Regions from separate parts of the Homo sapiens genome. Here region 1 is linked to region 2. Evidence: chromatin loops called from intact Hi-C (ENCODE). Cell type or tissue: transverse colon. All regions are shown on one strand. Links, peaks and the distances in the headings refer to the core of each region. The heading gives the core; the rest is flanking DNA.

Region 1 (2,913 bases), core at 184-2,683, 63 kb after region 2:
TCCTCACATCCCAGACGGGGCGGCAGGGCAGAGGCGCTCCCCACATCTCGGACGATGGGCGGCCGGGCAGAGACGCTCCTCACTTCCTAGATGTGATGGCGGCCGGGAAGAGGTGTTCCTCACTTCCTAGGTGGGATGGCAGCCGGGCGGAGACGCTCCTCACTTTCCAGACTGGGCAGCCAGGCAGAGGGGCTCCTCACATCCCAGATGATGGGCGGCCAGGCAGAGACGCTCCTCACTTCCCAGACGGGGTGGCGGCCGGGCAGAGGCTGCAATCTCGGCACTTTGGGAGGCCAAGGCAGGCGGCTGGGAGGTGGAGGTTGTAGCGAGCCGAGATCACGCCACTGCACTCCAGCCTGGGCACCATTGAGCACTGAGTGAACGAGACTCCGTCTGCAATCCCGGCACCTCGGGAGGCCGAGGCTGGCGGATCACTTGCGGTTAGGGGCTGGAGACCGGCCTGGCCAACACAGTGAAACCCCGTCTCCACCAAAACCAGTCAGGCGTGGCGGCGCGAGCCTGCAATCGCAGGCACTGGGCAGGCTGAGTCAGGAGAATCAGGCAGGGAGGCTGCAGCGAGCCGAGATGGCAGCAGCACAGTCCAGCCTCGGCTCAGCATGAGAGGGAGACCGTGGAAACAGGGGAGAGGGAGAGGGAGAGGGGGAGGGGGAGGGGGAGGGGGAGCAGCTTCAGTTTCTTATCTGGAGAATTGGATTAACATCCATTTAGCCCCTTCTGAAACTTGTCCTGACAAGAAGCTTATGTTAGTTTTAGTTCACACACGAATGTGAACACTTCCCTCCACCTGTCTTTAGGTTTACATTTAGCCATTTATCTGACATGACTTTAAAATAGAAAGAAAAGCAAAAGAAAGATGTCGATGGCAATGATGATCATCATCTCTCTCTCTTCTGGTTAAGTGCAGAGGGAATTAGGGAGTGGTGTGGGCATCTTTCTCATGGGTTTTGAGAGAATAACAAAAATGGTGATTAGCTATGGAATCATGTAGAATGTGCTGAAGGTAACAGTTGCCAAGCACATTAAGTCCTGTGATTAATTATTACACAAATGAACACGTCCATTCAATAGACCAGGCTCGGTCAGCCTTTATTTATCCAATAGGGTAACTTGACCCTGTAGGACACCTAGGGCCACAGAAAGATCAGTGGAAGCTGACGCGTATGGTAAATATTGGCCAATATCAAGGGCAAGATGGGATGGGGGTCCAATCAGCAAGTTGTGCTGTGCTTTCTGCTCTGTCAACTCTATTCAAGCAGGCTCTTCTTCTATGGCGGGAAGAAGCTCAGTAAGTCTCGGTTTATATTCTCTGAGTCATCCCAGCAGAAATCATAACTTTTCTCAAAATAATCCAATAACTCTCAAGGATAGCATCTCATTGAGTCAACCTGGATTGTGTGCCCAAGTATGAACTAATTACTATGACCAAAAGGATGGAAATGTGCTGATTGGCATGACCTGATTATATGACAGACCCAGGCTTGGGTAGGTGGGGCCAGCCCCAGGTAAATCCTAGGGACTGAGAGCTAGGGAGGGGGTCAGAGTATGAGGGGCTAATAAATGACCTCCTTCTTTTCCCTGCCTGAATTGAGAACAATTAAAAGAGGATAGACACAGGGTTAGGCATATGGGGTGCAAAATATCACAGGTTTGGAGAATGTAGTTTCATTGTTTGGCTGCAAAGAGCGTCTAAGTATTAAAATCTCAGGAACAGACAGCCCATCACAGGCAGAACTGGATAACTGCAGGTCTCCCCTTTAGGGCCCTGGCCTTGTAAAATTATAGCTTAGAAGACAAAGGAATGTGTATACCCCAAGAGAGAAGGAGGCAGAAGAAGCTGAGCAGATCATGCCCAGTTTCTTCCCTCAAAAGCACCAAACAGATGAGTCACTCCCTCTCCCTGGGGAGGAATGGAGGGCAGGGGAGAGGCTGGGGGACTGGTCTGACAGAGGCCTAGCCACTTGAAAACAAGAAGAGTAAAACTGAGAGCCCCACCACTTACCCTGTATGGGCATTCCCTGAGAGGAAATTCGGGTGATATTGCAAAAGAAGTTAAATCGTCTTGAAACCAGTAAAATGACAGCAGTCCACTACAGACAGAAAAGATAAAAGATGAAATGCCAGCCAGGCGTGGTGGCCCACACCTGTAATCTCAGCACTTTGGGAGGCCAAGGCGGGCAGATTACCTGAGGTCAGGAGTTCGAGATCAGCCTGGCCAACATGGTGAAACCCTGTCTCTACTAAAACTACAAAAATTAGCTGGGCATGGTGGTGGGCACCTGTAATCCCAGCTACTTGGGATGCTGAGGCAGGAGAATCACTTGAACCTGGGAGGTAGAGGTTGCAGTGAGCCGAGATTGTACCATTGCACTCCAGCCCTGGGTGACAGAGCAAGACTCTGTCTCAAAAAAAAAAAAAAAAAAAAATGAAATGCCTTTACATATCTTCTCTCCCAAGGATGCTAAATCACTAATTGTAATACCAAGGTGTATACTTGACATACTTACATATAAAAATGCCTATTCCAGGCTGACTTCGAGACTGAGGATTTCAGACGGTTTATAAAATCCTCTTTTGTAAACAATTATAAAGGAAAACAATATCAGGCACCAGTGTGGTCTGAGGTCAAATACTAAAACTCACAGGTGGCATCACACAAGAATCCTGGACATGGAGTCAAAAGAACTTGGCTCCAGCCCAACTTAGCCCTTCCAGCTTAGCTCTCCTGAACTTCTGTTTCCTTCTAGAATAAGGGTTCTAACCCCGTGGCCCTAGCTGACCTCACAGTATTGTGGGGATCAAATAGGACAAGATTTGGGAAACACTTTTAATAACAATGGTTAACATTTTCACCATTTACCATGCCCTAAGCACTGTTTCGAGAGTTTTACCTAT
Region 2 (2,913 bases), core at 233-2,732:
TCCATCTAAACGCCTTGCCCTGCTCTGCCAGGCCCGACAGTGCAGCCCGCCACCCTCTCCATTGCCCACTCTGCTCCGGCCACACTGAACTTAGAGATGTTCCCTGGGCACTCCCAGCATGTCTTGGCCCGGGGTAGAGCCTGTGCTCCTGCTGTTGCCTCTGCCTGCAGTGTTTTTCCTCCAGACAGCGTCCTCCCCTCACATCATCCAAGCCCCTACTCATTCTCTAAGGAGCACACACCCAGCACCGTGTATAGCATCATCTTCTCACTCACTATATGCTCACTTATTTTTCCACAGCTAACATGCCACTTCCAATCTGTCTAATCACTGATGAATCCCCAGGGGCTGAAACAGTGCCCAACACACAGTAGGTGTTCAACAAATGTTTGTTGACTTGAATAAATGGAATTCTTCAGGCTGGCATCTGAGCCTTCAGTGATAACTGGCCTCTTGTTTTCTGTCCTCTTCCCCGAGGACTTCACTTCTTGTCCTTGTGCTCTGACTGAATGGGCTTCCTTCCATCCACAAACACGTGCTGCTCCTGCCTGCCCAAGGCTTCACGCCTATTGTCCCTGCTCCACCTGCCATGTGAAATACCCTCTTCTCCCCATTCCACCCCTCAACACACACACACACGCACGTGCTCACACACACACACACACACACACACACACACACACTTGAGTTTCTCTTCCTCCAGGAAGCCTCCCTTGACCACATCAACCTCCAGGAATGATTTCTTCGTCTGAGCTTTGGTACCATGAACTCTCCATCCCAGAGGATCTCAGCACTGATATGTCACTGGAACTGCCCTGGAAACTTCTAATAGTCCAGATCCTAGCACCCTCTCCTACAGACTTGGACTCAGGGAGCCAGGGTAGGTCCTGGGCATTGGTATTTTTTAAGCTTTCCTGGTGGGTCTCATTGTTAGTAGGGTTTAAGGCTCTGGTCTAGCTGTTTTGCTTAGTTGCCAGCTGGTTTTGCTTGGTTGCCAGCTCATTTTTTACTCTCTCAGTGAGATAATACGTGGCTGGACGGCCATCTCTATTATGTGCTCCCCACTAATATCCAACACATTCGAGTAAACTTTAAGTGTTCCATAAATGCCACTTAAGAAAACACAGGTCACAGGGAGCCGGCAAGAGCCTCCTGAGTGTGGAGGACTCAGATGCTGGGGACAGCACCATCAGGAGGCAAACGTGGCATTTGGAGCTGAGTAGCCTTGGAGTTGAGTTCCAGCTTTCACACTTACTGGCAGGATAACTTTTAGCAACCCTAATCTTCATTTCCTCTGTCATGGAATGGGGATGGTAGTAGCCTCTCCCTCATGGGATTGTGGTGAGGATTTGGTACCATTAAGGATATTGCTTGGCATAATGCCCAGCGTGCAGTAAGTGCTCAATGAATGGGAGCCACTCTTTTGTTGCTAAAACAGGTTTTTGCAAAGAGGCAGAGGACTCTAAGCCCCTCCACGTCTGTCCAGAGCTGACTCAGCAGCGACGCCGGATGCTGCACTGTTAGCTCAGCTCAGCTGCTCCACTTCTCCTCGACCCACTCCTCTAGTCCCATTGCAGGTTGGGGGTCCGACTTGGGCAGCTGCAGAAGTGTGCCCCCTGCCTGCATTCCCTCCCAGGCCTCCACCCCCACCCTTCCTGCCAATCATGCCACATGGCCACCTCCCCCGGCACAAGGAGCCCGGCTGCGCTGCAGCCTCACAGCACATGCAGGGCTCACACATGCTCACCCGGCCGCCCAGCCTGCAGGCCCGTGTGCTGCCATGGCTTGGTGCCCAGTCCCGGGCACAGCTAGGCCAGTGCACAGCCTGGCAGATGGCAGCAGAGTGGGGGCAGGAGGAGAGTGAGAGCTCCTGCTGGTGCTTGAGGTGAGGGTTGGGGTGGAGGCGTCCGTCGGCAGGGGGAGGGAGGAAAGCTTGGCCGGCAGGCAAGAGATGCCGTCATGGCTTGTGTCTGTGCAGTGGATTCCCACACTGTGGCTCCTGGCTGGGTTTTCCCGGAGGCCTGGCTCAACCCAGGCCTGGTCATGACATCAAGGCCATCAGCTGGTGAGCTGAAGCCTGCAGATAAGGACAATTCTGGGACTGAGCGTCCAGGATGCTGCATTCCCCTGCTTTTGGTTTTGGAACCCATCTCCCTCCCAATTCAGTTCAATCAAACTCAGCAATGACTTTGAGAGTGTCTGCTCTAGCCCCAGGTGCCAGGAAACAGCATGCTGTCCATCAGAAGAGATGAACTGAAATCAGGACACTGGGGACTGGTCCCAGCCTTGCCACTGGAAAAGCTGTGCTTCAGCCTCTCAGAGCCTTGGCTGACACGCCTGGGGATGGGATGGGGGTTACAGTGATGGTTAAGAAAGACGATAGATGTGCATGGCCTTGAAAAACTGCAGGGTGCTTTAGAAATGGTGGATCTACTACATGTCTTTAAGGAGAGAAGCAGGAAATACACATGTCTGAGTAGCATCTCACGTGTGGAGGTGGGGAGGGATGTGCCATGTGGGGTAAAGCTGAGGAACTCAAAGAGGGAGGGGAAAATCCTTACAGAGTACATTTAGCAAGGTGGCCATGGTCTTGGGTTCCAGTTAGACACACTTGTGTGTCCAGCTTGGGCTTTGCCATGCAGCAGCCATGGGATGGTTAGAAAGTCAACTGACTTCTCTGGGCATTGCTGTTTTCATCTGAAAAATGGGATTAAAAGAGTTCTTTCTTCCTGGGATCCTGAGGATTTAATGAGATCAGCAAGCACAGAGTCTGGGCCATAGTACAATGTTTTCACCACTGTCTCCATTGATAGAGTTTGGATGTCCCCTCCAAATCTCATGGAATGTTGGAGCTGGGGCCTGGTGGGAGGAGTTTGGGCTCATGGGGCCGAATCTCTCATGGCTTGGTGCTGT

What was found. Hi-C counts contacts between places; a loop is a spot of excess contacts. Peaks named below come from ENCODE experiments on the same cell type or tissue, not always from the same donor. Only the 100,000 strongest peaks of a DNase experiment are listed, where the experiment ranks them.
Region 1: it touches region 2 in a loop (17-fold over the local background); 2 of 110 quality-filtered maps call a loop at or near these places.

The regions. Positions count from the first base shown.
Region 1 is chr16:48,948,856-48,951,768 of GRCh38, reverse strand. No RefSeq gene overlaps it. Among named protein-coding and RNA genes, the nearest start is that of CBLN1, 330 kb to the left of the region's middle. In transverse colon, for the core only: no CTCF peak of the experiment used is centred there; no DNase peak of the experiment used is centred there; H3K27ac peaks cover 532 bases.
Region 2 is chr16:49,012,159-49,015,071 of GRCh38, reverse strand. No RefSeq gene overlaps it. Among named protein-coding and RNA genes, the nearest start is that of CBLN1, 270 kb to the left of the region's middle. In transverse colon, for the core only: no CTCF peak of the experiment used is centred there; no DNase peak of the experiment used is centred there; H3K27ac peaks cover 1,371 bases.